Regions from separate parts of the Homo sapiens genome. Here region 1 is linked to region 2. A link is a loop called in an ENCODE intact Hi-C map of the cell type or tissue named here. Cell type or tissue: PC-9. All regions are shown on one strand. Each heading gives the region's core, and the rest is flanking DNA. Links, peaks and the distances in the headings are about the cores only. Region 1 has its middle 170 kb from the start of LINC02239. Region 2 has its middle 88 kb from the start of LINC02239.

Evidence for each region. Hi-C counts contacts between places; a loop is a spot of excess contacts. Peaks named below come from ENCODE experiments on the same cell type or tissue, not always from the same donor. Only the 100,000 strongest peaks of a DNase experiment are listed, where the experiment ranks them.
Region 1: it touches region 2 in a loop (3-fold over the local background); 3 of 110 quality-filtered maps call a loop at or near these places.

What each region holds. Positions count from the first base shown.
Region 1 is chr5:25,000,158-25,012,994 of GRCh38, forward strand. No RefSeq gene overlaps it. Among named protein-coding and RNA genes, the nearest start is that of LINC02239, 170 kb to the left of the region's middle. In PC-9, for the core only: a CTCF peak has its summit at 6,792 (motif pointing left); a DNase peak (open chromatin) is centred at 6,754.
Region 2 is chr5:24,746,498-24,759,334 of GRCh38, forward strand. It overlaps the pseudogene TRPC6P6. Among named protein-coding and RNA genes, the nearest start is that of LINC02239, 88 kb to the right of the region's middle. In PC-9, for the core only: no CTCF peak of the experiment used is centred there; no DNase peak of the experiment used is centred there.

The DNA.
Region 1 (12,837 bases), core at 2,753-10,752, 250 kb after region 2:
CCCTAGACACAAAATTCTCCTAGAAACCTGGGACCACTTATTTTCATAGCTTTCTTTCCATCTTTTTCTTTATCTTTTTTATCTTACTTTTTCTCATTATTCTTATATCTGACACTCTCAGGATGCCAAAAATCAAATAAAATTAATTTTAGATGATAATAAAATATTCTGACTTTTTTTTTCTTGATCTTTTTGGCTTTCCAAAGGAAAGGCAACTCAAATTTTACACTAACACAAGTTTCAAAGCAAGGTAACATATCCACGTAAGGTAGACTCATGGAATCATTAAGACTTTCTTGGTGAAGTCTGAAAAATGCAGAGTATGTTCTGTTCTTTCTCTGAATGCTTTTAGCTTAGTTGTTGTTGTCAAATGCATCCGTTACCCAGAATTTTAAAAGTCTCTGGACGGCAAAAAAATCAATAAACGATTCAAAAATAAAAACAGAATGAAATAATGTTGATCAACTTTCAAACTAAATATAGGATCTCTACAAATTAATATTGTCTTCATGGAGAATCAACACAGAGTTGAATATCTGGACAACTGATGATGGCTTCCCCTACATAAATAACTAAGAAAGAAAAAGGAATTCCTACTTTTTAGAAAAGACAGTAATATTTGTCTACAGTATTGAGCAATCATAAAAACCAGTTTATAACCCATTCCAATTAGTCCGCTGAAGCTGCTATAATCGAGTACCACAAACTGCAACAAACATTTGTTTTCTTACAGTTCTGGAAGCCGGACATCCAAGATCAGGGTGCCAGCATGGTTGGATTCTGGGGAAGCCTCTCTCTTTGACTTGCTGACCACTAAATTATCTCTGTGTTCTAAAATAGTTTTCATTACCTTGTTTCTTATCTGTAAAGAGTGGCTAAAAATTAAGAAAATGCTCACAGTCCTTTGGATGATATTTAATATATATTTGTTTTTGCCACCTTGAAATTTGCAGACATAATATGATGTGTGTGCTCCTACACACGCAGGAGAAAAATAACTACATAGTTTTAAATTTCCTGTCTTCTTGTTTTCTGTTCATCTGGAGAAAATCAATTATGGTTACTTTATATAAAGGTGTTAATGAACATAAATTATTGAGACTATGTAAAGTACAATAATTAAAATGAATATAAAATTATGTTCATAATAAGCTTTCATATCTTTTGAGAGAAGTTGAAGTTCATTAAGATGTCATATTCAATATTATATATTTGTATTATTTTATTTATTTGATATACTGATTATTTTTTTCAATTAAGGTATAATCTTTCACATTATTGTCTACTTTTATACTTATAATTATTTACATTACAGTGTTTCATATTACATTATTTTTCATTATAATAATTTATAAAACAAATACAACATATATCTTATGTTTAAATACTTATACACAAGATTTATATGGAGGATCTTGAGAGTAGTGTTAAAAATTTATAAAGGTAAAATTAGAAGTAATATTTTATAAAATAATGAAAATTTAAGATTACTTTATTTGAGACTTTAGGCTGTAATTTAATTAAATAATTTAAAGTTCTTTATATATAGAAAATAAATATTAATTTTTTATAATTATTGATGTGCTTCCTGGGTTTAAAAATATTGCCTGTAACAATTTCTTATATATCAATATTTATTATTTATGTTCATATCGTATCCTTTCTTAAAATTAGTTTTTAAATTTTGCCTTTCTCAGGTTCAAGCTTCAAATTCAGATTAATAAGTTTGTTTGTGTATAAAGATAAATAAAACCGCTAAGATTCTATGGCCACAGGAAAAGCAAACATTTACTTCTTTTCTACATGTATGTGTGTGTGTGTTTGTGTGTGTGTGTATACACACATCTATATATCCATTATATGTGTGTGTGTATACACACATCTATATATATCCATTATATGGACGTGTGTACATACATACATATTATGAACCAAGTAAATAGCATTTGCCCCAGATAAAAAATTCATATAATAGGAATACTATTTGCTTTCTTTAACATTCTTCAGAATTTAATTATTTCATATTGATTGTGAGAGCTCTTTTGTTAACTAAGACAAAGATTAGAGAAAATGGATATTCCAAAGAGAAGTGAAATCATTTTAATTATGTATAATTAAAATATCTTAATATAACTATGTTTAATGTCTGTGTATTTCTCAGGTTAAAAGAAGCATACTCCGGTTTTAGGCATGGTCTGGAATAATGACTGTCAACAGATAAACTTTTATATTAAAAAAAATTGAGAAATACCTTTATCAATCATTGACATCCATAATATATTTCACAAGATAAATTAAGGCCTCTGGAGATTTGTGAATGTCCTCTGTCACTTTCTCTCACATATCACTATCCATCACTGTTAACACTCTGAACCCAGTGACTCCATTAGGGAAATATTTATGCCTACTACAAACCTTAGAAGAATTTTTTTGGATAATCCTGTTTCATGTTTTATGTTGATGATTCATACCAAATGGTTGTCAAGAAGACTATAAAATCATAGTTATAAATTCACTGTTTAACATACAAACATCTTCCAGAAATTAAATCAATTCAATTGAATAAATTGTTCATCCTTACCTAAACTTTCCACTTAACGAAAGATAAAAATGCAAATATTTGTAGAGATGGTAAGTGTGCTTTTGGGTTGGGTCTTGATTATTTTCTTTTATTATTATTATACTTGAAGTTCTGGGATACATGTACAGAATGTGCAGGTTTGTTACATAGGTAGTATACATGTGCTATGGTGGTTTGCTGCACCCATCAAACCATCATCTACATTAGGTATTTCTCCTAATGCTATCCCTCCCCTTGCGCCACACCCCCTGATAGGCCCCAGTGTGTTATGGTCCTCTCCCTGTGTCCACATGTTCTCACTGTTCAACTCCCACTTATGAGTGAGAACATGTCGTGTTTGGTTTTCTGTTTCTGTGTAAGTTTGCTGAGAATGATGGTTTCCAGCTTCATCCATGTCCCTGCAAAGGACATGAATTCATCCTTTTTTATGGCTATATAGTATTTCATGGTGTATATATGACAAAGTGTCTTTATCCAGTCTATAAACACCCATTGGTGGGCATTTGGGTTGGTTCCAAGTCTTTGCTATTGTGAATAGTGCTGCAATAAACATACGTGTGCATGTGTCTTTATAGTAGAATAATTTATAATCCTTTGCGTATATACCCAGTAATGCGATTGCTGGGTCAAATGGTATTTCTGTTTCTAGATCTTTGAGGAATCACCACACTGTCTTCCACAATAGTTGAACTAATTTACACTTCCACCAACAGTGTAAAAGTGTTCCTGTTTATCCACATCCTCTCCAGCATCTGTTGTTTCCTGACTTTTTAATGATCACCATTCTAACTGGTGTGAGATGGTATCTCACTGTGGTTTTGATTTTCATTTCTCTAATGACCAGTGATGATGAGCTTGTTTTCACATGTTTGTGGGCTGCATAAATGTCTTATTTTGAAAAGTGTCTGTTCATATCTTTCACCCACTTTTTGATGGGATTGTTTGTTTTTTTTTTCTTGTAAGTTTTTTTAAGTTCCTTGTAGATTCTGGATATTAGCCCTTTGTCAGATGGATAGATTGCAAAAATTTTCTCCCATTCCGTAGGTTGCCTGTTCGCTCTGATGATAGTTTCTTTTGCTGTGCAGAAGCTCTTTAGTTTAATTAGATCCCATTTGTCAATTTTAACTTTTGATGCAATTGCTTTTGGTGTTTTAGTCATGAAGTCTTTGCCCACTCCTATGTCCTGAATGGTATTACCTAGGTTTTCTTCTCAATCTAGAATATGCTTGGTTTCCTTAAACCTTCCCTGTAACCACACAGCCCAATTCCAAATCCTATAAATAACCTCTCTAAACCTCCTCTTCTCAAGACTGTCCTGGTATATTAAGGGAGATAAAACAAAATTTTTTGCTATTCATCATAAGGTTCATGGCTGAGAACCCTAAAACAAAAGACAGATAAAAAGAGAAAAATATACACATTGATTTAATACACATTTTAGGTGAGGGCCTTCAGAAATGAAGATCCATGTATTTTTGCGGACAGTCATGCAGAAGAAGTATGACTGGAGGACGAAAGGATATGATGTAATGGCAATAAACTGGGAAAAACTCATCAACGCCTATTTGTTCAGATTCTTTTCTGTGTCTCTGTGTGACATTTCTTCCCATCCTGTATAGGGCAGAACACCTGTAATATGAGGTTCTTCAGGAAAGAAGAAAGGGAGATTGTCAGAGAGTGACCTTCCTACGTTTTATAGTCTGTTTCAGGGAGAAGGGGCAAAGGAAATTCCAGGTTTTTTTGTTTGTTTGTTTGCTTGCTCTCTTCAGGAGAGAGGGAACAGGAGAAGCTCAGAGAGACATTTCTGCTTCTGTGGTTTTCTCAGCTTCCTTCAGCTTAAAATACTTAAAATATTAAGGTGCTATATTTGGGTGGTATCTTGTTCTGAGTTCTGACTTATTTTTACTGCTTTTGCTGCTGATACATAACTAGGCCTAACTTTAAATACAGTAGTGTTCTTGGCGATCTTTGGCTGTTGGACTTCTATATTTCTTAGGGCCTTTAAATGTTTTCTTTAAAAAATTATATTTTATTTATTATTTTAAAAATATGAAACAAATGATATATCACTACAGACACAAAACCATTGCTCTTCATTGTGGTAAATATGAATGTCAAGAATCAACTTTGGCCACCAATTGGTAATTTTCTCAGGTCTAATAATGTAAGCTCATTTTCCATGTCTGTTCAGATCTGTAATGATTGCAAGTCCTCAAGTTTGTTTCACTCCTCTCTCCAATATCACCCTCTTCTGGAATCAATGCATTTCTTTACTGTTTACTCAGTACGTGTGTTCTTTACTGTTTACTCAGTACGCGCGTGTGTGTGTGTGTGTATACACACATCTATATATATATATCCATTATATGGATATAGATGTGTATGTGTGTGTGTATATATATATATACACATACATATATATACACATATATATATATATACATATATATATATAGAGTCCTCTGAGTTCAAGGACGTGCATATTGAGGTGAGCAGTGGAGGTCATTTCAACTTTAGGGAGCACAGAAAATTATTTACAAAAGAATGTTGTTCATGTGTAATCTTTGTTGAAAGGCAAAATACATTATTTTTATTTTACTTAATATGTAAACATCTTTTATATAAAGTTATGGAAACATTTCACTTTTCTGTAAATAAACTTATCTAAAGAATGGTGGTAAATGGTGAAAAATACCATGCAACTTGAATGTATTCCATGAAATATACTCAGCAATACAATTTTGGAATATGTTCCCCACATTGCTAGCTATGCTTGTGATTTCTTCTCTCACTTCAATGTCTTTTCTCCATCCCCCCTTCAGTCTGATGGCTAATTAGCTGCACTCTCTTTGGCTCATGTGCTATCTCCTCCAGTAATCTATCCCTGACCTCTTCAGACCGAATTAGTCTGCTGTTTCCTGCGATTCCACCATACTCAGTACAAATCTATCATCCCTTGTAATTGCATTATTTTTTTTCCTGAGTCTGATTTTCCCATGGTTAACGGTTTCTTGAGAGAAATCTTATCTTATTCATTTTTGTATCTGCAACACCTCAGTGATTGCAAAATAATCTCCCAGGAAAGGTGTAAAAAAATAAATGAGTGGTATAAACTCTTCCTATTTAAGAAGTAAAATTTAGTAGAGACAACCAGGTGCTTCTTAATTAAAATACATCATTTTGGAAACCTAACAAATACTCCCATATTTGCTATTATGACTGATTAAGTGTTCCCTACAGCGTATACTGATATTCTTTGTATTGAAAGTGATTCTCTTTCACTATTGAAAAAATATCAATTAGATACTAATTAGTCTTGCTCTCTGCTTGTGGAGGGCTTGAGGTAAATAGGTGTGGAAGAGAATGGGAGCAATAATTAAGTAAACATTTAGGCAGTTCAAACCTTGTGCTCCTTGCAGATAAAAATGCAAATCAGGTTTGCAATATAACCTCCATACAGACAACCAGGGCAGATGCTAATGAATCTAGCATGTTTGTCATGAGTAGTTCAGTTTTAAAACGATTGATTTCTTTACAAAGAGAAGCAGTGAAACATAAACTAAAGTTGCCATGCTGTACCCAATCTGAAAAATTAAACGCTGTTAATGGCCCTTTGTAATACACTGTGAGAATAACGATTATGAAAAAGCTCAGCAGTTTTGATGAATCACTCTCGTCTGGCAAGAGGTCCTGACTTATTTGACAGAAGATGCCTTGCATAGATCATTATAGAGAAGGGAGAGATAGCAGCTATTGTGTTACATAATAGTGTAATAATATAACATTTACAGGGTTTTAAAGTGCAAGTGAGAAATAATAAAAGTGAAGAATTTCACAGTTAAGGAGAAAACATACCAGTCTGCCCTTTAGCACAAAGTCACAACCCACAATTAAGGGACTCATGATTCAGGGTAAATAGTGTGGCTGCTTGTTCAAAGAAACAGTCTGCACCAATTATTCAAGTCTTATAATATTTCTTTTCTTTCTTTTACAGTTAGAAATATGCAAACAGTCTTTATAATGCCAGGATAACAACCCTCCTTAAACCTTGTGATTTTATTTTCTACTTAAAAGAAATGTTGGAAAACAATCACCAATCTTGTGAAATGTAAGCACTCTGGCTCAGCTGTCTTGTATATCCAAATCTGAGATGCCCCATTTCTTCATGTTCGTTTCCCTTCCTCTCCAATTGCACCCTCTACTGGAATTATTGTCTCCTTGGTTTGCAGCAGTCCTTAAGAGCTTTTATTTGCATGAGTCAATCTCTCCTTGGAGTTCCTTCTCTTTTCCCTATGTTTAACCAATTCGTAATATATTTTTAAGTCCATCTCAAGTCTTATAAAAATAACATTTATGTTTTACTGAATGCTGGCTATGTGCCAAAGTTGTCTGACAAGTTTATGTACAGTATATTATTTAATCCTCACAATATCCTTGAGGAGGTCATAATAATTACAACCACTTCACAGATGAGGAAACTCAGAAAGAAGTTACATAATATCCTCTAGGTCTGATGCCTGGCAAATAGCATCCTTCAAATTCGGCTTTGATGGGCCAACTACAAAAATTCTCCTTTGTGTTCCTTATGAAATTGTTACCATAGACTCAGAATTTAGCTTTTAATTATCTTATTACTATTTTCAAATGAATTAATTATGTATCCAAGAGCAGTCTACAAAATGGAAGAACTCATAATTGTATCTTTCTGAACTTCCAGAATATTACAAATGTTTACTGAGACGTGTTGAACTAAAAGGAAAAAGCTGCAGCATAAAATATCATTTTAAGGAGTTTACTTGAAACAAAGTGAGAACAGATGCTCAGGACACATTTCCAAATTGCCTAGGGAAGTGATCTATTTGACCTTTGCTCCAAGCAGATTTTTAAAGGCAAAGGAGGACGAAGAGCAGTCTGGTACAAAGTTGATTGACAGGAGTTCTCATTGGTTTACAGAAAAAAGGATGATTAGTGATTGGGTGTACATTGTTGAACTGTAGGGCCTGAGTTATGATGTCCAGTGCATGGCATTTTATAGCTACTTAGCACTTCTTAGTCTGGAGCCCACATAGCAAGTAGCTTCAAGAGGTAATTATTTAGCTCCAGGTGGGAGGCAGATGTGACTACTCACATTTTAAATGCTTCTCCAAATCTGATAATTTAAAAGGGATTAAATTCCTCAGATTAAAAAAAAAAGGCTTCTTTTTTTCTCATTTTTCTTCCTCAAGTTTCTTTTGATCAAAATCTTTCTTCTCGGAAGCATTGATTATCAAAGTTCAAGTGCCAAATTGTCCTTCATTGCTGGAAAGGCTCACTCCTGGATAGTCCTGTCCCACATCAAGGAAGAAGAGAAGCTATCTCAATTAGGTATTTTTCAAGTGCACCCTAAGGCTGAATTGAGATGGCATCACAGATTAACAAAAATGAGACTCGCTCAAGTCATTGATTTATATAGCTGCTGTCACTTGAATTATCTCTAGTCTTTGGAATACCATGATTTTAGTTTTCTTGGAAGAAGTAATGCAATGAGCTATCCGTAGCACCAACAGTTTGAATAGTAGAAATATAATGCAAACATGAATTGCAATTGGAAAGAGACTTTGTAGGCCAGAACAACACAAAGAACCTATCCATTAGGGAGCCGACTAAAAAATAACATGAAGAAAATTCAATTTTGGTTCTTCTTTAGAGACTTGTAACCAAATGGCTTCTCTTAAATTTTTTCCTAGATGAATTTCTGCTTCATAAGAAGTATGTATGTATACACAACAAGTATTTCCCACCATACGTATGCCTCCTTGTTTAGCTAATATATAATCTGAGGCAATGTGATTGTCTAGAGCAACCTTAGCCAGCGAATCAGCAGATTTTTCTTGAGCTGCAGTGGAGGCAGCAGTTTCATCAGCAATATTTCCCGAGCTTACAAAAATATTTCTAAATATTGTTCATGCGAAAAAAAAAACACCCCACCAAGGAAAAACTGTTCTTCCAATAAAATTCATGGAGCTATTTTCTTGATGGTCAGGTAGATAATTAACAGATTTTCCTCGAAATAGAATCTCTGTCTAAAATACATTGGTGGTCGTGTCTACGGAAAAGTTTGAGGAAACCAGTCCACTGTTGAGTTTCTTCAAAGCTATACATACAGAGAGTGGTGGCCAAATATCCTAAGAGACAGTGCTATTTATAATTCCATGCCCTTACACATTTATAGACCCATGGATGGTGATCTCCTCCACGGGTGAAAATAAGTCCTGATGGAGCACAGGTGAGAATATTATATTGGAGTACATAGTTTTGGGGGCATTATTAAACCATGAGTTAGAAACATTAGAGCAAGGTTAGATTGAGTCCTCATAGCACAAGGGATTGTTTTTCTTTTAATTTTTAACAGCATTATTACTTTTTCTTAACTGTCATTTCTGAGTAAGAACACAATCATTTGAAAACAAGATTCGGATGAGTTAAACTGAAACATAGGACAAGCGGGTTGGGATGAGTCAGCCAGATTCAATAAACAGATTCTGCTTTGTATGGCTTCTAAGTTGTGATATGAGTACAATCAGTAATACTGGTGAAATTTAGAATAGGACATACCAGTGTGTCACTGTGGTTAAAAGTGGTTTATGCGGCCGGTGGATCACGCCTGTAATCCCAGCACTTTGGGAGGCCGAGATGGGCGGATCACGAGGTCAGGAGCTCGAGACCATCCTGGCTAATATGGTGAAACCCCGTCTCTACTAAAAAATACAAAAAATTAGCTGGGCATGGTGGCGGGTGCCTGTAGTCCCAGCTACTCGGGAGGCTGAGGCAGGAGAATGGCGTGAACCCAGGAGGCGGAGCTTGCAGTGAGCCGAGATCACGCCACTGCACTCCAGCCTGGGCGACAGAGCGAGACTCTGTCTCAAAAAAAAAAAAAAAAAAAAAAAGGGGCGGGGGTTTATGGTTTATGGTAGCAAACCCAGCATCTTGTCAAAGTTCCAGAAGTTGCAATGGTTTCTAAGAATTATTCCTCGATGTTGTAGTCAGATTTATTAGGGAAAGCAAAAACCGAAACCTGATTATAGGCATTTGCCTGTGTACATACACGCAAACCATTAATAGGCATTTGTATGTGTATATAACATAATCTGATTGTAGGCACTTGCTTGTGTATATACCATATGTGTATATACACACAAACCATTGCCATAGTACAAGTATAGTATATATTAAAAGAACTATATATGAGACAATTTTGCCAAAACCTCCAAGAGAGGATAGCCATAGTGTGTGAAGGAAACCCAAAAAGCATAAATAATTCGAAAATAGGACACCGAATATTTCAGTTGTGGTAGGCATTACAATTGTGAAGAATTGGTTATACAATCCTGATCCAGTATCCTGGGCAGAGGCAGTCTAATGTAGATGTCAGCTGCTTGCCATTCTGGTCAGGAAGACTTCAAGTCAGCTTCAGTTGAAGATCTCCAGTGATGGCAGATGTCCACTCTGGTAGGGCTGCCTTTTTTTTTTTAAATGAGAAAGACGAATTCATGAGTCAATGCCCTTAAGTTCAGTGACACAGAAATTGGTCAACAATACCTGATATGGTCCCTTCCAATGGGATTGAAGAGAATCTTATTTGATGTCATTTCTAGAAAACAAAATCTCCAGGTTGTAGGATGTGATTTTTTTTATGGCTTTTTCTACATGGAGCTAGCTGTTCAAGAAATCTTTTATTAATCTGGTGGTGTTCTTAGTGAGTAGTTTTGTGAGACTTTAGCAATAAAAAAAATGATCACCTTTAAAGAACACAGGTTCATAAGCTTCTTTATCTAGAGACATGGGCCTTCCTATTATTCTTTTAAAGAGAGAGAGCTGGTGCTTTCCAAATGGAGTGTGTATTAGTCTGTTCTCATGCTGCTAATAAAGACATACTGAAGACTGGGTAATTTATAAAGGGAAGAGGTTTAATTGACTTACAGTTCCATATGGCTGGGGAGGCCTCACAATCATGATTGAAGGTGAATGAGGAGCAAAGTCACATCTTACATGGCAGCAGGCAAGAGAGCTTGTATAGGGGAACCCTCCTTTATAAAGCCACCAGATCTCATGGGACTTACTCACTATCATGAGAATAGCACGGGAAAAACCCACTCCATGATTCAATTACCTTCCACCAGGTCCCTCCCACGACATGAGGGAATTATGGGAGCTACAATTCAAGATGAGATGTGGGGAAGAACATGGCCAAACCATATCGGGTCAGTCACAGGTTGAAGAGATCCAATGGGAGAAACTTTGGCCAGGTCAGGTTAAGGACTGCTGTTATTTCACTAATCGAATTTTTTGAATCTTTATTACACCATTGGTGTTTTCCACCACTCCAGAAGATTAGAGGGGATAGACATAATGGAAATGTTGAAATATAGGCCAAATGTTGTAAATGGATCAAATTACCTGACCAGTAAATTGTGTGTTCCTTGGCCACTATGGAAGTCAGATGGAATGCCTCATGAAATAATTGTTTTCCAATAACAACGTACCACCTGCTTGGGTCATGGCTCATCAGCATGGAATGCTTCACTCCAAGGAGAGAACATAAAAATTAGCACCAGAACTTACCTATAACACTGAGATAGAGGCAGCTGGATAAAGTTCAACTGCCATATCACAAAGGATCCTAAAGGTAAAAGAAATGTTTCTAGGAAGCATGAAGGGATTTTCCAGGATTATTTTTAGGACAAGCATTACAGCAAGAATGAACTTTTGAGCAACAGTAGGGGATTGTTTCTAATAATATTGTTTTCCCCATGCTATCATTCTGTCTGTTTTCTAATAAGTCAGCTAGTGAGCAAACTTTAAAAGGGATAATTGTTTAAGTTCTTTGTAGATTCTGGATATTAGCGCTTTGTCAGACGGATAGATTGCAAAATTTTTCTCCCATTCTGTAGGTTGCCTCTTTACTCTGATGATAGTTTATTTTGCTGTGCTGAAGCTCTTTAGTTTAAATAGATCCCATTTGTCAATTTTGGCTTTTGTTGCCGTTGCTTCTGGTGTTTTAGTCATGAAGTCTTTGCCCATGCCTATGTCCTGTGGTATTTCCTACGTTTTCTTCTAGGGTTTTTATGGTTTTAGGTCTTACATTTAAGTCTCTAATCCATCTTGAGTTAATTTTGGAACCAACCCAAATGGCCATCAATGATAGACTAAATAAAGAAAATGTGGCACATATACACTATGAAATATTTTGCAGCCAAAAAAAGGATGAGTTCATGTCCATTACAGGGACATGGATGAAGCTGGAAACCATCAATCTCAGTAAACTAACACAGGAACAAAAAAACCAAACACCACAAGTTCTCACTCATAAGTGGGAGTTGAACACATGGACACAGGGAGGGGAACATCACACACCAGGGCCTGTAAGAGGTTGGGGGCCTTGGAGAGGGATAGCATTAAGAGAAATACCTAATGTAGATGACGGGTTGATGGGTGCAGCAAACAACCATGGCACGTGTATACCTATGTAACAAACCTGCACGTTCTGCACATGTATCCCAGAACTTAAACTATAATAATTATTTTTAAAAAAGGGTAACTGAAGCCCTGAACGAAGAGCTGTTCTATCATTAGGTCCATAAAATAAGCCTGTTTCTGTAGAAGACTTCCCTCGTTTACTTTTCAAAGGTCTATTTCCTTCTTTAGAGCTCCTATTTATGCTTCTTTTAATAACATTTTAAATGAATAATAAGTCTGTAAGGACATTTCAAGACATCTATTTTCTTATGTAACCTTCAGGGCTGCATTGTTAGCTACAATGTCACCAAATTGATTACCCTTGTTCTCTGGAGTATCAAGTTTTAAATTACCAGGAATTTTGATGATAGCCAGAGATTTTTGTTTTTGGATTGTGTTTGAGTTCATTTGTGTTGCTATAAAGTAATATCTGAATTTCAGTGATTTATTTATTTTAAAAAATAGTTTATTTGGCTCACAATTCTGCTGGCTAGAATGCTGGGCATCTAGTGAGTGCTACAGGCTGCTTCTGCTCAAGGCAGAAGGCAAACAGGAGCTGGCATGTAGAGAGGTTACATGGTGACAGAGGAAGCAAAAGAGAGATGGGGGAGGTGTCAGGGTTTTGTTGTTGTTGTTGTTGTTTGTTTTTTAAACAGGTAGCTCTCCTGGGAACTAATAAGAGCAAGAACTTATTACTCCAAGGATGTTATCAAGCCATTCTTGAGGGATTCATGTCCATGACACAAACAATTCCCATTAGT
Region 2 (12,837 bases), core at 2,498-10,497:
ATTTAGAAATTCCCTTTAGTATAAGAATATATGACGAGAGTATTTACAAATCTTATAATTTGTGACATTTGATTTGCAAATAGATTCCCAGTTTGAACTAAAATTAGGCTGCTTTATCTATGGAGGATTATCATTGTGAATTATTTTTCTATTTGTTCTACAAATACTCTTTCTTTTTAAATATGTTTTTGATGTTTACACAGAATTCACCTAGATATAAATTAGAAGAGAAAAGAAGTTATGGCTACAAATTTCAAACCAAGTACTCCAAGAATCAGATATTAGGAAACATAGATGGCTAACAATTTGGATGAGGTGGGGAAACAATAAGGAAATGTGCAAAATATTAAAATAATTTGTCTTTTGGAATTATTTTGTTATAGAATTTGTTTTAAAAATAATTTTCTTCACTTATTGTAAATTTGACTTTATTATATTTTAATAAGCTATTCAACACTTATGTATAAATATCACATAAGTAATTGATATTATATACTAGTTTGGGGTTTCCTTTTTTTAAAAAAAATTCAATGTCCTATTAAAAATATGTACATATATTGAATCTGTAAATTACTTTGGGCAGTATCACCATTTTCATGATATTGATTCTCCTATCTATGAGCATGGAATGTTTTTCCTTTTGTTTGTGTCCTCTCTTATTTTGTTGAGCAGAGGTTTGTAGTTCTCCTTGAAGGGGTCCTTCACATCCCTTGTGAGTTGGATTCCTAGGTATTTTATTCTTTTTGTAGCAATTGTGAATGGGAGTTCACTCATAATTTGGCTATTTGTCTATTACTTGTGTGTATTCCAGGAATGCTTGTGGGTTTTGTATATTTATTTTTTATCCTTAGACTTTGCTGAAGTTGCTCATCAGCTTAAGGAGATTTTGGCCTGAGACAATGGGGTTTTCTTATTGGGGTGATCAGACCCAACACCAGGTCATGGGGGTGACAAAGTCTGTCGGAGTCAAAGGATTGAGAAAAAGACAGTTTGAGAATTAAAGTGGGCACCAGGGGGCCATCGTGTCTGTGGAGGCTGCAAAGGCCCTGAGCTCTGGGAGCCCACGTTATTTATTGGTAATCCAACAGAGAAACAGGTGGTGAGAACGTGGAGGTCGAACGGGTGCATTGCATTAAGCACATGATTTACAGCTGTGATGGTTTCACACTTGCTCTGCTACTTGATAATGGAGAGCAGGTTCTTTTAACTCAACATACAATGGATCCTGGGAGAGCAAGAAGCAAGGAGCCACCAAGTCTACACACATTCCAGAGCCACAAGCCCCGGATTCTGTCCAAGCCACAATGGATTTTATGCCCTGGGCTTAGATGATGGTGCATCAGGGTAGCCTTCCACCCCTTAGCACAGAGCTTGGTGTTCCAAAGGCCACAAGGGGTTTCAGACCCTGGGCCCCGGACATGTTCCAAGAGTCTTTTACATTATGTCAGACATGCAAGCCCTGCCTCAGCTTCTCCCAACACTCAGATTTTCCCAACATGCCCCCCTTCTCTTTTTTTGTAAAAGAGAAGGTATCGTTATTACTAGCATAAAAGGTAACCTCTTTTAATTGAGCAAGGCAATTGCAGGCTGTGCAGCCCTTAATTGCCGGTTGGTGATCCAGCTTCATTTTTCTTAGCCCTTATTCAAACTGGAGTCACTCTGGTTTGAGTGCTTTCCACATATCTCCCCTTTCCCTTTTACAAGAGGACCCCTAATCCTAGGGGTTGCAGAAGGATGAAGGTCCGTCTTCTGTAACTTCTTCATGCTGAATAGGGGTGATGATAGTCCTGCCTAACTATTAGGGTCTCTTATATTCAGGGTAGAGAGGAGCTGAGTCAGAAAGCATTGGTCCATTAAGCATCGTGACTCTGGTTGGTCTTTGTTCCATCTTCGCATTCAGATTCAACTGGCTTATGGCTCATACTGGGGGAACCCGGTCCATGGTTGGGATCCATGGGTCCCTCCAGTCTCCTGTTCCGTGGTCATACACATCTTGAGGGCATCCTCACGGTTCATTCATCTCCTGCAAAAATACAAGCATTCCCTCACCCATACATTAGTAAATCTACTGAAACAGAAGCAAAAACTTGTGGCTGTAGCTGGGAGGCTACTGATAATGAGAAACAGGCCCCTTCTAAGAGAAGGCACAAGGAAAGCAAATCGAGGCTTTTCAAACCTTCAATTCGCACTGTACAGGTGGGTCCACTAGATGCTGTGGCTCCTGATAGATCTTCGGATGTTTGGTGGGCACCCACATAGGCAGCTGATTGTCACCTGGAGAGACATACACAAATCCTCTTCCTCATATAATTATCTTTCCTTTTTCCCAGCTCTTTTTATGTGACCACATCTTTTTCTAAGGCCTGTGGCATTAAGATGAGTTTAATAATGGAATGTTTGTGCATCAGCAAAAGCTGCAGACACCAATGCATCCACCCTTTGATTAAGTTTAGTTAAAGGACCCACAGGTTCTGTTGGAGAGAAAAGAAAGAGCATTTTTATCCTTATCTCCCTCCTCTCTATTCCTTTTATATTTGCCCTTTGAGCCATAACTAATTTCTATAATTCAGAATGTTCTTGTCTGTCCCTGCAAATCTCTGTTAGTCTTTGCTTTTGTACCTCTTTAGGGCACTGACCTTATATTGCTAGTCTTCATCTCTCTACTTCTCTCTCTCTACTTACCTCTCTCTACTTACCTCTCTCTCTCTACTTATCTCTCTCTCTACTTACCTCTATCTCTGTTTATACTTAGCTCTACTTACTTGTCTCTACTTACTTACTTGTCTCTACTTTACTTACTTATCTCTACATCTTTCCTGGAAACCTTTTTAATGACCTTGGGTAGAGCTCAGAAATCCACCCTTTAAGCTTCAGCAAGAGACAAAACAGGGACCTCGGACCCGGCACCAGATTGAAGGGAACAGGAAGTGCTCTCCCCTCCCCAAAGCAGGAAAATGAGAGTTTGGCCCTTGCAAATTTCCACTCCACATCAGCGTCATCCTCAATTTCCTGGAATAAACTGTTGATCATGGCAATTTTAGCAAAACAATGACCATTGTAACATTATGGACTCCATAAAGAACATAACCAATGTTTTCAATTAATTTGTGGTTATAGTTGATGACCACTGATTTCACTTCAGAAAGTCCAAAGATAGCCCAGAACAGTGTCTTAAAACTCTGTTGTGAAGGCTTCATTTTGTTTTTCACCAATGTAGTAGGATTAGAGGTTGAATATTCCCATCATAAAAGCCACAAACGCCACAATGAACACATTCAGCCCATATCATGCCTATGTGCTCATTAAATCTGCAGAGGCAGGTTAACCATGAAACCGAAGCTTCAAGATGACTTTACTTGCACTATGCAAAGCAACCCATGATTTATTTTTTCCGGGGACTACTGCCAACCAGGCCTGTGTGTCCATCTGTAAGCATCCAACAGCAGGTCTACTGTACAAATAGGTCTTTTGTACAGACACTTGATTAACCCAATATATAGCCTTTCCTGTTGGATTAGTACTACCAAAGCCTCCTGTTCTTTTCACTGTGCTGCTTCCCAGCTTTATGTCAACAACTGAGCAATTCTTTCTTCTAGGGAAGCAGACCATGGAGTTGAGCAACTAATAACTAATTGAATTTCTCTGGTATAAAAAGAACCAATCATTCCCATATGCACAGTGACACCTCTAGATCTTTCAAGTAATAGACCTACTGTTCCTGAAGGAAATGGTCCCCCAACTCCCCTGGGGACCATCTCGGGTGGCTCCCCCAGAAGCAGGGAAATGGGAACTGCACTGCAAAGGTCCACGGCAGCACTGCTTACCACAGCGGGAGACAATTGTTGCTGTTTGTAAGGGCACTGGCTGTGCCGGATATGCCTCAATTTATTGAGGTGCTGTCTGAATAAACAAGCCTCAGATTCCACTGGGTCTTAGTACTACCAATTGCTCCGGGTTTTAATGTTGCAGCTATAGGAGGGGTAAGTTATGTAGCTAATTCATTTTCTCACCCATTAAGGGGAGAGAGAGGAGGTGGCCATTCACTTAATTCAGCAGGTGGAGCCAACAGGCTAGTAAAACACACTATTTTTAGTTTCCCTTTCTTTTCTTTAACTTCCTCCAGTTTCTATTCCTCACATTCAGAATCTGAAGTTAGTTTTTTACACTCGTCCACCTCTTCCTCATCTGAATCTGTCTCATCATCTGTTTGAAATGGCTCAAGAGCTGCTTTTATTAGCTCCCACATTGACCAAACTGAGACTGGAATTTTTGCTCCATCTTTATACGCTTTTTAAAAATCTCTGCCAATTCTCTCCCATTCATCCAACTCCATAGTCTCTTGTTCTGGGAACCATGGGCAAAACTGCTTTACTGCGCTAAAGAGTGATAACAAATTCTGAGTACCAACTTTCACTCCCCATCTTTGTAATAAATGCCTTAAGAAATTTAAACAAGCAGAATGTCTGCTTTCACTTTGTCCCATTGTTACCCTGGTTCTTCTGAGCGCTCAGCTTTCCCGCCGAGCTTCTTTTAGACATTCGGGTGTCCTTTGACGATGCATCCTTCACTTTCACGTGCTCTTGCATTCCTTCACCGAGGTCTTTGTCGCCCCACATTGAGCAGCCAGGAATGTTGGTGTGATCAGACCCAACACCAGGTCGTGTGGGTGACAAAGTCCGGTGGAGTCAAAGGATTGAGAAAAAGACAGTTTGAGAGAGAAATGTGGGCATCAGGGGGCCATTGCGATTGTGGAGGCTGTGAAGGCCCTGAGCTCTGGGAGTCCACGTTATTTATTGGTAATTCAACAAAGAAACATATGGTGAGAATGTGGAGGTCCAATGGGTGCATTGTATTAAGCACATGATTTACAGCTGTGATGGTTTAGCATTTGCTCTGCTACTTGAGATAATGGAGAGCAGGTTCTTTTAACTCAAGACACAATGGATCCTGGGAGAGCAAGGAGCAAGGAGCCAGCAAGTCTAGACACATTCCAGAGCCACAAATCCTGGATTCTATCCAAGCCATGAGGGATTTTATGCCCTGGGCTTAGACTATGGTGCATCAGGGTAGCCTTCCACCCTTTAGCACAGAGCTTGGTGTTCCAAAGGCCACAAGGGGTTTTAGACCTTGGACCTCGAACATGTTCCAAGACTCTTTTACACTATGTCAGACATGCAAGCCCTGCCTCAGCTTCTCCCAACACTCAGCTTTCCCCAACATTTTCTAAATATACAATCATGTTATCTACAAAGAGAGACAATTTGACTTCCTCTCTTCCTATGTGAATACTCTGTATTTCTTTCTCTTGCCTGATTTCCCTGGACAGAACTTCCAATACTATGTTGAATAGGATTGGTGAGAGATGGCATTCTTGTGTTGTGCCAGTTTTCAAAGGGAATGCTTCCAGCTTTTGCCCATTCAGTATGATATTGGCTGTGGGTTTGTCATAAATAGCTCTCATCAATACCGAGTTTATTGAGAGTTTTCAGCATAAAGCGGTGTTGAATTTTATCAAAGGCCTTTACTGCATCTATTGAAATAATCATGTGGTTTTTGTCATTTGTTCTGTTTATGTGATGGATTAAGTTTATTGATTTGCATATGTTGAACCAGCCTTGCAACCCATGGATGAAGCCGACTTGATCGTGGTGAATAAGCTTTTTAATGTGCTGCTGGATTCAGTTTGCCAGTATTTTATTGAGGATTTTTGCCTCGATGTTCATCAGTGATATTGGCCTGAAATTTTCTTGTTTTGTTGTGTCTCTGCCAGGTTTTGGTATCAGGATGCTGCTGATGCTGGCCTCATAAAATGAGTTAGGGAGGAATCCCTCTTATTCTATTGTTTGGAATAGTTTCAGGAGGAATGGTACCAGCTTCTCTTTGTAACTCTGGTAGAATTCGGCTGTGAATCTGTCTGGTCCTGGGCTTTTTTTTTTTGGTTGGTAAGCTATGAATTACTGCCCCTATTTCAGAACTTGTTATTGGTCTATTCAGGGGTTCGACTTCTTCCTGGTTTAGGCTTGGGAAGGTGTATGTGTCCAAGAATTTATCCATTTCTTCTATATTTTCTAGTTTATTTGTGTTGAAGTGTTTATAGTATTCTCTGATGGTAGTTTGTATTTTTGTGGGATTAGTTGTGATATCCCCTTTATAATCTTTTATTCTGTCTATGTCATTCTTCTCTCTTTTCTTCTTTATTAGTCTGGCTAGCGGTTTGTCTATTTTGTTCACCTTTTCACAAAACCAGATCCTGGATTCATTGATTTTTTTTGAAGGGTTTTTCGTGTCTTTATCTGTTTAGTTCTGCTCTGTTCTTAGTTATTTCTTGTGTTCTGCTAGCTTTTGAATGTGTTTGCTCTTGCTTCTCTAGTTCTTTTAATTGTGATGTTAAAATGTTGATTTTAGATATTTTCTGCTTTCTCCTGTGGGCATTTAGTGCTATACATTTCCCTCTAAACACTGCTTTAGTTGTGTTCCAGAGATTCTCGTACATTGTGTCTTTGTTCTCATTGGTTTCAAAGAACTTATTTATTTCTGCCTTAATTTCGTTATTTACTCAGTAGTCATTCAGGAGCAGGTTGTTCAGTTTCCATGTGGTTGTGCAGTTTTGAGTGAGTTTCTTAATCCTGAGTTCTAATTTGATTGCACTGTGGTCTGAGAGATTGTTATGATTTCCATTCTTTTACATTTGCTGAGGAGTGTTTTACCTCCAATTATGTGGTCAGTTTTAGAAAAAGTGCAATATGGTGCTGAGACAAATGTATATTCTATTGATTTGGGGTGGAGAGTTCTGTAGATGTCTATTAGATCCGCTTGGCTCAGAGCTGAGTTCAAGTCCTGAATATCCTTATTAATTTTCTGTCTTGTTGATCTGTCGAATATGGACAGTGGGGTGTTAAAATCTCCCACTATTATTGTATGGAAGTCTAAATCTCTTTGTAGGTCTCTAAGAACTTGCTTTATGAATCTGGGTGCTCCTGTATTGGGTGCATATATATTTATGATAGTTAGCTCTTCCTGTTGCATTGATCCTTTTACCATTATGTAATGCCCTTCTTTGTCTTTTTTAACCTTTGTTGGATTAATGTCTTTTATCAGAGACTAGTATTGCAACCCCTGTCATTCTTTGCTTTCCATTTGCTTGGTAAATATATCTCCATCCCTTTATTTTGAGCCTATGTGCACCTTTGCACATGAGATGGAGCTCCTGAATACAGCACACTGATGGGTTTTGACTCTATCCAGTTTGCCAGTCTGTGTCTTTTAACTGGGGCATTTAGCCTATTTATATTTAAGGTTAATATTGCTATGAGTGAATTTGATCCTGTCATTATGATGCTAGCTGTTTATTTTGCATGTTAGTTGATGCAGTTTCTTCATAATGTCGATGATCTTTACAATTTGGTATGTTTTTGCAGTGGCTGGTATTGGTTTTTCCTTTCCATATTTAGTGCTTCCTTCAGGAGCCCTTGTAAGGCAGGACTAGTGGTGACAAAATCTCTCAGCATTTGCTTGTCTGTAAAGGATTTTATTTGTCTTTCACTTATGAAGCTTAGTTTGGCTGCATATGAAATTCTGGGTTGAAAATTCTTTCCTTTAAGAATGTTGAATATTGGCCCCCACTCTCTTCTGGCTTGTAGGGTTTCTGAAGAGAGATCCACTGTTAGTCTGGTGGTCTTCCCTTTGTGGGTAACTTGGCCTTTCTCTCTGGCTGCCCTTAACATTTTTTCCTTCATTTCAACCTTGGTGAATTTGATGATTATGTGTCTTGGGGTTGCTCTTCTTGAGGAGTATCTTTGCGGTGTTCTCTGTATTTCCTGAATTTGAATGTTGACCTGTCTTGCTAGGTTGGGGAAGTTCTCCTGGATAATATCCTGAGGAGTGTTTTCCAGCTTGGTTCCATTCTCCCTGTCACTTTCAGGTACACAAATAAAATGTAGGTTTGATCTTTTCATACAGTTCGATATTCTTGGAGGATTTGTTTGTTCCTTTTCATTCTTTTTTCTCTAGTCTTGTCTTCACACTTTCCTTTATTAAGTTGATCTTCAATCTCTGGTATCCTTTCTTCCACTTGATATATTCAGCTACTGATACTTGTGTATCCTTTATGAAGTTCTCGTGAATTAGAAAAAACTACTTTAAATTTAATATGAAACCAAAAAGAGCTTGTATAGCCAAGACAATCCTAAGCAAAAAGAACAAAGCTGAAGGCATCATGCTACCTGACTTCAAATTCTACTACAAGGCTACAGTAACCAAAACAGCATGGTACTGGTACCAAAACATATGTATATATAGACCAATGGAAGAGAACAGAGGCCTCAGCAATAATGCCACACATCTAAACCATCTGATCTTTGTCAAATTTGACAAAAACCAGCAATGGGGAAAGGATTTCCTATTTAATAAATGGTGTTAGGAAAACTAGCTAGCCATATGCAGAAAACTGAAACTGGACCCCTTCCTTATACCTTATACAAAAATTAACTCAAGATGGATTAAAGACTTAAATGTAAGACCTAAAACCATAAAAACCCTAGAAGAAAACCTAGGCAATACCATTCAGGACATAGGCATGAGCAAAGACTTCATGACTAAAACACCAAAAGCAAGGTCAAGAAAAGCCAAAATTGACAAATGGGATCTAATTAAACTAAAGAGCTTCTGCACAGCAAAAGAAACTATTATCAGAGTGAACAGGCAACTACAGAAAAGGAGAAAATTTTTGCAATCTATCCATCTGACCAAGGGCTAATACCCAGAATCTACAAGGAACTTAAACAAATTTACAAGAAACAAACAACCCCATCAAAAAGTGGGCAAAGGATATGAACAGACACTTCTCAAAAGAAGACATTTATGTGGTCAACAAAGATGTGAAGAAACCTCATCATCACTGGTCATTAGAGAAATGCAAATCAAAACCACAATGAGATACCATCTCACATCAGGATGGTGATCATTAAAATGTAAGGAAACAACAGATGCTAGAGAGGATGTGGAGAAATAGGAATGCTTTTACTCTGTTTGTGGGAGTGTAAGTTAGTTCAACCATTGTGGAAGACAGTGTGACAATTCCTCAAGGATCTAGAACTAGAAATACCATTTGACCCAGCAATCCCATTACTGGATATATACCCAAAGGATTATAAATCATGCTATTATAAAGACACCTGCACACCTATGTTTATTGCCGCTGTATTCACAATGGCAAAGACTTTGAACTAACCCAAATTCCCATCAATGATAGACTGGATAAAGAAAATGTGGCACATATACACCATGGAACACTATGCAGCCATAAAAAAGCCATGTCCCTCTGCAGGGACAGAGATGAAGGTGGAAAGCATCATTCTCAGCAGCAAACTTACGCAGGAACAGAAAACCAAACACTGCATGTTCCCACTTATAAATGGGAGTTGAACAATAGGAACACATGGACACAGGGAGGGGAACATCATACACTGGGTCCTGTCTGGGGAGCAGGGTCATTGGGGAGGGATAGCATTAGGAGAAATACCTAATGTAGATGATGGGTTGATGGGTGCAGCAAACCACTTTGGCACATGTATACTTATGTTACAAACCTTCAGGTTTTGCACATGTATCACAGAACTTAAAGTATATTTAAAAATTAAATAAATAAAAAATATTTATATGGCATGCATATACAGATTTCTTACATGCATATATTTTGTAGTAGTGAAGTTTAGACTTTTAGTGTATTCATTACCTGAATAGTGAACATTGTACCCAATAGGTAAATTTTTTACCCCTCACTCCTTTCCTATCTCCCACGTTTTGAAGTCTCCTATGTGTAGTATTCTACTCTTTATGTTCATGTCTATCCATTGTTTAGCTCCCACTTATAAATGAGAATATTCTGTATTTGATTTTTCTGTTTCTGAGTTATTTCAGTTAAAATAATAGCCTCCAGTTGCAAAATACATGACTTCATTGTTTTGGATATATATACGTACACATCATGGAATACTACTGTGGAATTTATGTGTGCATGTGTGTACTTTCATACCTAGATATAAATGTATACACAAACATACCCTGGAATATGTATGTATGTGTGTGTGTATTTGTGTGCCTCCAATGATGGACACTTAACATTTATTCCATATCTTTGCTATTGTAAATAGTGCTGCAATAAACATATGAGTGCAGATATGTTTTTGATACAGTGATTTCTTCGTTTTTGGGTAGATAACCAGTATTCAGGTTGTTAGATCAAATGGTAGTTCTATTTTTAATTCCTGGAGAAATCTCCATACTATTTTCCATAAAGGTTATACTAAGTGTATAAGCAGTCCCATCAACATCTTTTTTTTTCTTTTTTTTCAACTTTTTAGTAGTAGCCATTCTGCCTGCTATAAAATCGTATCTCATTTTGGTTTTAATTTGATGATTAGTGATGCTGAGCACTTTTTCATGTTTGTTGGCCACTTGTGTGTCTTCTTTTGAAAAATGTCTGCTCATATCCTTTGTCCCCTTTTTTATTAGGGTTATTTGCTTTATCCTCATTATGCTGTTTGGGTTCCTTATAGATTCTAGATATTTGCCTTTTGTCAATGGCATAGTTTTCAAATATTGTTTCCCATTCTACATGTTGTCTGTTTACTCTGTTGATTATTTCTTTTGCTGTGCAGAAGCTTTTTAGTTGAATTACATCCCATTTGTCTATTTTTGTTTTTGTTGCACTTGCTTTTGAGGACTTTGTCATAAATTATTTGCCTAAGCCAATGACCGGAAAAGTTTTTCTTAGATTTTCTTCTGGAATTTGTATAACTACAGGTCTTATATTTAGATCTTTAATCCACATTCAGTTAATTTTTGTATATGTTAAGAGGTATGGTGCTAGTTTAATTCTTCTTCATAGGGCAGCCCAATTTGTCAAGCACTTTTTACTGAAATAGGTGTTTTTTCTCTAGTGTATATTTTTGTTGACTTTGTCAAAGATCCGATGGTTTTAGGTATGTGACTTTATTTCTCGGAACTCTATTCTGTTCCATTGATCTATGTGTCTATTTTTATACGAGTACCATGCTTCTTTGGTTACTGTTTGTAGTCTAGTAGTATAAGTTGAAGTCAGGTAATGTGATGCCTCCAGCTTTGTTCCTTTTGCTTAGAATTGTTTTGGCTATACAGGCTCTTTTTTTATTCCATATGAATTTTAAGATGTTTTTATAATTCTCTAAAAAAATGACATCAGTAATTTCATAGAGATTATGTTGAATCTATAGATTGCTTTGGGCAGTGTGATGGTTAATACTGAGTGTCAACTTGATTGGATTGAAGGTTACAAAGTATTGATCCTGGGTGTCCCTGTGAGGGTATTCCCAAAGAAGATTAACATCTGAGTTAGTGGGCTGGGAATGGCAGACCCACCCTTAATTTGCGTGGGCACAATCTAATCAGCAGCCAATACAGCTAGACTATAAGCAGGCAGAGAAATGTGAAAAGAGAGACTAGCCTAGCCTCCCAGCCTACATCTTTCTCCTGTGCTGGATGCTTCCTGACTTTGAACATTGGACTCCAAGTTGTTCAGTTTTTGAACTAGGACTGGATCTCCTTGCTTCTCAGCCTGCAGATGGCATATTGTGGGACATTGTGATCATGTGAGTTAATACTTAATAATAATAACTCATGTGATTATAATTAATAACTTGTAATAATAATTAACTCGTGTGAGTTAATACTTAATAAACTCATATATATATATATATATATTTTATATATATATATATATATATATAATATATATATATATATATATATATATATATATATATATATATATATATTCCTTTAGTTCTGTCCCTCTAGAGAATCTTGACTAATACAGGTAGTATTATCATTCTAATGATATTGATTCTTCCTTTTTTTTTTTTTTAAATGAGATGGAGTATCTCTCTTGCTCAGGCTGGAGTCGTCCTATCCATAAGCATAGGATGTTTTTCCATTTGTTTGTGTTATCTATGATTTCTGTAGTTCTCCTTATATAAATCTTTCACCTCACTGGTTAAATATGTTCCTAAACAGTTTTGTGGCTATTGTAAATTGAATTGCCTTGTTGATTTGATCCTCGGCTAGATCATTATTGGTCTATAGAAATGCTACTGATTTCTGTCTATTAATATTGTATCCTGAAACTTTGCTGAATTAATTTATCAGCTTTAAGAGTTTTTTGGTGGAGTCATTAGGGTTTTCTAAATATAAGATCATCTCATCAGTGAACAGTGATAATTTAACTTCCTTTTTCAATTTGGGTGACTTTTTTTCTATTTCTGATTGCTCTAGTGAGGACTTCTAGCACTATATTGAATAAGAGTAGTGAAGGTGGGCATTGTTGTCTTGTTCCAGTTCTTAGATAGGATGTTTTCAACTTTTTCTTATTGAGTATGATGTTGGTTATGGGTTTGTTATATATTGTTTTTATTATATTAAGGTTTGTTCCACCTATGCCTAGTTTATTGATGAGTTTTATCATAGATGTATGCTAAATTTTATCCAATGCCTTTTTTGTATCTACTGAGATGATCATATGGATTTTGTCTTTAATTATCTTTATGTGATGTATTACATTTATTTATTTACATATCTTGAGTCATCTTTGCAACCCTGGGATAAATCCTACCTGTTCATAACGGATATTGGCCTATAGTTTTTCTTTCTTTCTTTTTTTTTTTGTCCTCATTTGGTTTTAGTTAGTTGCAGGGTTATACTAGCTTCATAGAGTGAATTAGGGAAAATTTTTTCCTCTTTGATTAGTTGGAATATTTTTAAGAGTATTGATATCAGTTTTTCATCTTATGTTTGTTAGAATCA